2 separate regions of the Homo sapiens genome follow, and region 1 is linked to region 2. A link is a loop called in an ENCODE intact Hi-C map of the cell type or tissue named here. Cell type or tissue: B cell. All regions are shown on one strand. Links, peaks and the distances in the headings refer to the core of each region. The heading gives the core; the rest is flanking DNA.

Region 1 (2,900 bases), core at 134-2,633, 150 kb after region 2:
ATTGGCCAGGCACGGTGGCTCACGCTTGTAATCCCAGCACTTTGGGAGACCGAGGCGGGTGGATCACCTGAGGTTAGGAGTTCAAGGCCAGCCTGGCTAACATGGTGAAACCTTGTTTCTACCAAAAATACAAAAACTAGCTGGGCATGGTGGCACACACCTGTAATCCCAGCTACTCAGGAGGCTGAGGCAGGAGAATCGCTTCAACCTGGGAAGTGGAGGTTGCAGTGAGCCAAGATCGTGCCATTGCATTCCAGCCTGGGTAACAAAGTGAGATTGTCTCAAAATAAATAAATAAATATAAATAAATTAAATTAAATAGTCGGGCACAGTGGCTCATGCCTCTAGTCCCAGGCATCTGGGAGCCTCTGGTGGAAGGATGGCTTAAGCCAAGAAGTTCGAGGCTACAGTGAACTAGGAGCTCTCCACTGTACTCAAGCTTCAGCAACCAAGCTAGACTCTTGTCTCTTAAATGAAACAAACAAACAAATTTTACCTTAAGCTGATTCTAGCAATGCAGTCTTCCAACAGGAGGACATACACAGTTACCATTATCTAGCCAAATTTGATCGAATCCACAATCCACGCAGTTCCGCGGTTTCCGGTAAGAATCTACCACACCTCATCCCCTAAACTGGCTTCATTTCTAAACGGGCTTCATTCCTTTTTTTTTTAAGATGGGGTCTTGCTGTGTTGCCCAGGCTGGTCGCGAACTTCTGGCCTCAAGCGATTCTCCTGCCTCAGCCTCCAGAATAGTTGGCATTACAGGCGCGCGCCACCACGCCCGAAATTCATTTCTTTAATTTGGCGAAAAAGTAAGTGACTTCTAGAAGCCACTGGGTTTCTGGTTCCTCTATAAAGCAAATTCTTCCACTGAAGGACTTTTTCCTTCCACTGTTTGTTTTAAAAAGAACAAGAAAAGGAAGAGGTTGGAAGGAGCGAGGAGCTGAGTGTCCGAATGAAGCACTGGAGGGTTTTTTTTTTTTGCAAGCAATCAGTGATGCCCTGTAAGTCACTCTCCTCCGAGATTTGGGAGGTGCGTGAACTGCCATTCTACCATTCACCACTGGTTCTTTGGTCCACCGATCACAGATGTGAGCTGCACAGACATCGCAGCAAATTCGATGCCTTCCCGGTTTCCCGGAGCCGGGGTGTAGAGGGTGGGAGAGAGGGGTCGCTTCTTTTCCTTAATCTCATCTCTCCACCAAGAAAAACGTCGGGAGTTTCGTGCCCTGAAGCCGCCCAGGCTGATGTTTGAAAGTTAAATAATAACCTCCAGGTTTTTACAGAAACTCCGCCTGGCTCCGAAGCCCCCGTTCTGCCCAGCAGGGGTGCAGAGGTCTGAGGCAGGACGGTTTTGAAAAATGTACTTTGACCCGATCCGGTTACTGTAACCGGATCCCCAGGGAGCAGTCCCTGTTGGGGACCGGGGGAACAGGCTCCCCCGTGGCGGAGACTCCATGCACGGACACAAAGGGGGAGCAACGCAGCCCAGACAAAAGGGCCCAGCCAAGTCTCGGGGGGCGGAGAGGGCGAGCCTGCGCGGGCCCTGCCTCAGGCGGAGAAGCCCGGGTTGGACCGTTGTGGGAGGGCCGAGGAGGGAGGCGGCGGCCCCGCCCCGCCCTGGCCCGAAGCGACGGCGACCCGGGCCGTTACCTTCTGCCCGGACCGGGACCCTCTCGCAGAGCCAAGAAAGGGGCCGCAGCCTGAGAGGAGGCCGCAGCCTGATACTGAGCGCGTCCTGCTCACTTTCCCTTGCTCGCTGAACTTACCCAGATCTCCGCCGCCGCCTCCTCAGCCTCCACAGCAGCCTCTCCCGGAAATCCTACCTGGCCCGTTGGCCGCCAGGCAGCAGCCGGAGCCCTTGGCCCCCGGGGAGGGGGAAAAAGGGAGCCGGCTGGACAGTGTAGGGTAGGACGTGCCGCCGCGGAGGCTTACGGGACTTGTAGTCCCCAGCAGGGGCCGGTTGCCCGGCAAGCTGAACAAAATGGCGGGAAGCGTGCGTCCTTTCTCTCCGGGCGGTCGTCCTCCTTACGACCTCTCTGGGCATGCGCTGGCCGCTCTGCGCACCTTGTGTGTAAAAGAACTTGGGCACCTTTCCTGGTACTATGGGAGGCAAAGGTCTTTGGGCTTGGGAGGACAGGGTTCAATACTGGGCTCCAGGCAGTACCCAAAAAGGGAACTGATACAAGAGTGTTGTTTGAGAAAACTGTATCCCTGACTGGCCAAATTTCAATCATAACCTCCCCAAAGGAAAAACTATTTATTGAGGACCAATTTGAAGTGCAAAAAACGTACAAGCAAGTTATCTACCCTCAGTGTTGTGCGTAAGAAACCCAGGAATCATTCTGGACACTTCCCTCAAGCCATTAAGTCCAGTCATTCTACATCCCCAGTATTTTAATTCATTTCGATATCCTTCACTACTATCACCTAGTGAAAGCCACCATCACTTCTCTCCAAGTCTCAGTAGTTTCAGGCCCTAGGCTATCACCCTCCGAAAACCTTCCTTGCTGCTGCCAGAGGACCCTTCTAAATGCAAACCCATTGTATCACACAACCTAAATTAGACCTACATGTAAAACTTGAAGCTACGGCACATCTAGAGGACATTCCAGGAGAAAAATCGATGTGACTTTTCAAATACACTATCCATAAAATTAAAAAAATTGGCCAGGCGCGGTGGCGCATGCCTGTAATCCCAGCTACTCAGGAGGCTGAGGCAGGAGAATCGCTTGAACCCAGGAGGCGGAGGTTGCAGTGAGCCGAGATCTTGCCATTGCAGTCCAGCCTGGGCGACAGAGCAAGACTCCGTCGCAAAACAAACAAACAAACAAACAAACAAATTATCCGGGGCCTAGTGCCAAGCTCCTGTAGTCCCAGCTACGTGGGAGGCTGAG
Region 2 (2,900 bases), core at 104-2,603:
AAGGGCATCTGATGAGAAAGTTGTAACGATGAACAGAACAGGATTCCTGCTCTTGGGATGTCTTTGAAACAGGAGCCTCGTGAACTCCTAATTCATCTGTCCAGGTTTCACTCTGATACCCTTCTTGGGGGAAATCTTCCCTGCCTCCTCCACCCCGCAGAGTTCCTTAGTCTTGCACACAAGACGCTTCGTGACCCAGCCCCTGCTGTATCATCTTGTTACTCTCCTCCTCCAGTCACCTCAAGACCTGTGGTATCCCTGACCACAATACCTATACCTTCATGCCGTTGCACGTGCAATCCCTCTGCCTGTATCACCCTAATCCCACTACCCTCAGACTGCCTGAAAAACTCTGTTCCTTCAAAACCCCATTCAAGAGTCACTTCACCTGGAAAGCCATCCCTGAGCCTCCTGGGCAGGGTGGGGGATCCCCCTGAGGGCTCCCCGTAACACCCCACACACTCAACTTCTGCTAGGGCACACAAGTCACACGTGGTCGAAGTTAGGTCAATATGTGACGTATGAATGACTTGCCAGTAGCGTCCGTCGCCTGGGTTCAAGGGCATAGTTCGCTAATGACACGGGCCTGCTCTTCTCACTACTGTCCCCCAGCCCCGCAAGAGAGGGACGCAATAAATGGCCAGCAAATAATCTGCTGACAGACTGAGCTGCTGCGGAGTTCAAGACACACGGCTCCCAAAGGTCCACAGCGGGAGACCCTCGAGCTCCTACGACCCACCCTCTCCCGGGCAGGGCTCCCTCCCCGATCTGCAAACCGCCTTCTCCAAGCGCATGCCGGACAAAACCATCCTCCTCGCGGCAGAGACCCATCCCCCGCCCGGGCGGCCGCGCGCACCCGGCCCGCCGCGCTCGCGCAGTTTGAATCTCCCGCCTGCGCGGGCGCCGCGGTGCGGGCGTGAGAGGCGCGGCGGCGGAGGGGCCGCGCGGCCCTAGCTCCAGCGAGGCAGCGCCCAGCCGCTGCTGGAGCGCCCCGCGGGGCCGGGGAATCGCGAGCCCGCACCGCGCCTTCCTGCCTCCGGGCTTCACGTGGGGCCGGCGCCGCGCGACACGGGCGAGAGCGGGCAGCGACTTAGGCCCGCGTGGACCGGCCCGTGCTCCGGCTGTGGCCGCTCCGCTTACCGCCCTCTGCCCGGACCCTCCGCGCGTCCCAGGCGAGACCTACCTTGGTGCACGTCGGCCACAAGGAACTCCGGCGCTCCCCGCCGGGCCGCGAACTGCCCCAGAGCATGCGCTCTGCAGGCCTCTGGCCCCGACCCGGGTGAGAAAGGAAAACAAAGAGCCCGGCGGCCCCTGGCGGCCATCCCAGGATCTGCATGTGGCGCGCTCCCGGGCTGGGGGAGCCCTTGGCCGGGCTGGGGGAGCCCTTGGCCAGGCTGGCTCCCCTGGCCCGGTTCCAGTGGGCGTGTATTTTGGAAACCCCAAATCGGGACACGTGGACTAACAACCAGAAAGACTCCTTGAGTTCGGTCTGTTTAGGAAAATCTTGTGCGGTAGGGTCTGTACGGAGAAAAAAGATACTCATCTTCCCTACCCTCAAGAGGGCATGGAGAAGGTTGAAAAATCAGACTATCAACAACCACACAACGCTATGACAGGGATACCCAGAGGGGCATCTGACTCAGTCCGGGGCTTAAGAACAGCTTTCCAAGTTAAGTCTAGGGGGGCAGGACATCCTAGGAGAAGCGACGTTTGCAATGACAGGGAACCACGAGAACCCAGGGAGGTTGTGGGAAACTGCCAAGTAGATGGGAGTAGAGGGTGCCTGTGGGAGTGACAGATCATGGATACAGGGTCTTGTGTGTCTAAGGGGTCCAGCCTCTATCCTGAGGCAGTAGGGATATATGGGAATTTGGGCACGGGAATGGCATGATCAGATTTTTTTCCCCGTGAGTTAACATCAGATGGGTATGTGCCCATGTCTTAACAAGGTTTGAGGGAGGCACATCTCATATGCGTGTGAACACCCAGTCATCTTCTTATGAGCTACAAGAGCATCCTAATATGATCAGATCTTATAGAACAAAATAGAGAATGGACTTGGGGAAAACGGGAGCCAAGTGGGGAGGAGCAAGAGGAATGAGAGAGACCAGATAAAATAGAAGGGTGTGAGTTGGGGTTGGGTTAGAGATGGAAAACAGGTACCAAGAAAAGGCTGTCTCTTATTAACACCCATTCTTCAGGATGGATACAAACAGTTCTTCAGGATTTCAGGTGTTCCCTGAAACCCTTGCAAAGGACGTTTTCTCGATTTCATGTTGATTCAGACTCTGAGTCATTCTACGGCACCCAAAGTCTAGATGGACACTTTTGATGAGTTCTTACCAACTGAACTGAACTTTTTTTTTTTTTGAGATCGAGTCTTGCTCTTGTCACCCGGGCTGGAGTGCAATGGTGAGATCTCGGCTCACTGCAACCTCTGCCTCCCAGGTTCAAGCGATTCTCCTGCCTCAGCCTCCCAAATAGCTGGGATTACAGGTGCCTGCCACAAAGCCTGGCTAATTTTCGTATTTTTAGTAGAGACTGGGTTTCGCCATGTTGGCCAGGCTGAATTCTTATATGCAGAGCCTGCCACAAAGCACTCCCCTGTCTTCAGGGTTTCTTACCTCTCCAAGTTTACCTCTGCCTCCATCATGGACTCCTCTTTTGGATGATGTACTGTGAAATTTCTCCAACTTTTAACCCTGGGATCTCTGATCTCTCTCTCTCTCTCTGCTGTCTTCCTCCAAGATCTTACACATTCATGTAGCTTCATGTAATAATAATAAGTGATTATTATTATTATTGCCTATTTTGTAAGACCCTTTATTTTGTTAACTACAGAAACATCCATGTCAGCTCATTTGTTCCTCACAAAAACCTCATGGCAGTTGGAAGATAAG

The links. Peaks named below come from ENCODE experiments on the same cell type or tissue, not always from the same donor. Only the 100,000 strongest peaks of a DNase experiment are listed, where the experiment ranks them.
Region 1: it touches region 2 in a loop (4-fold over the local background); 17 of 110 quality-filtered maps call a loop at or near these places.

The regions. Positions count from the first base shown.
Region 1 is chr1:28,368,698-28,371,597 of GRCh38, reverse strand. It overlaps PHACTR4 (phosphatase and actin regulator 4), which reads right to left and starts at 1,858. Exons shown (of 14, transcript NM_001048183.3): 1 at 1,773-1,858. RefSeq lists a silencer at 1,485-1,704 and enhancers at 1,786-2,080, 1,731-2,686. In B cell, for the core only: a CTCF peak has its summit at 1,313; DNase peaks (open chromatin) are centred at 1,447 and 1,987; H3K4me3 peaks cover 1,807 bases; H3K27ac peaks cover 1,890 bases.
Region 2 is chr1:28,516,592-28,519,491 of GRCh38, reverse strand. RCC1 (regulator of chromosome condensation 1) reads right to left here. Exons shown (of 13, transcript NM_001381865.2): 4 at 2,625-2,767. It overlaps LOC124904836 (small nucleolar RNA U13), which reads right to left and starts at 2,016; the gene lies at 1,917-2,016. RefSeq lists enhancers at 284-493, 1-637, 638-1,489, 2,564-2,623 and silencers at 634-723, 774-1,413. In B cell, for the core only: CTCF peaks have their summits at 1,119 and 1,330 (motif pointing left); a DNase peak (open chromatin) is centred at 1,241; H3K4me3 peaks cover 1,482 bases; H3K27ac peaks cover 1,843 bases.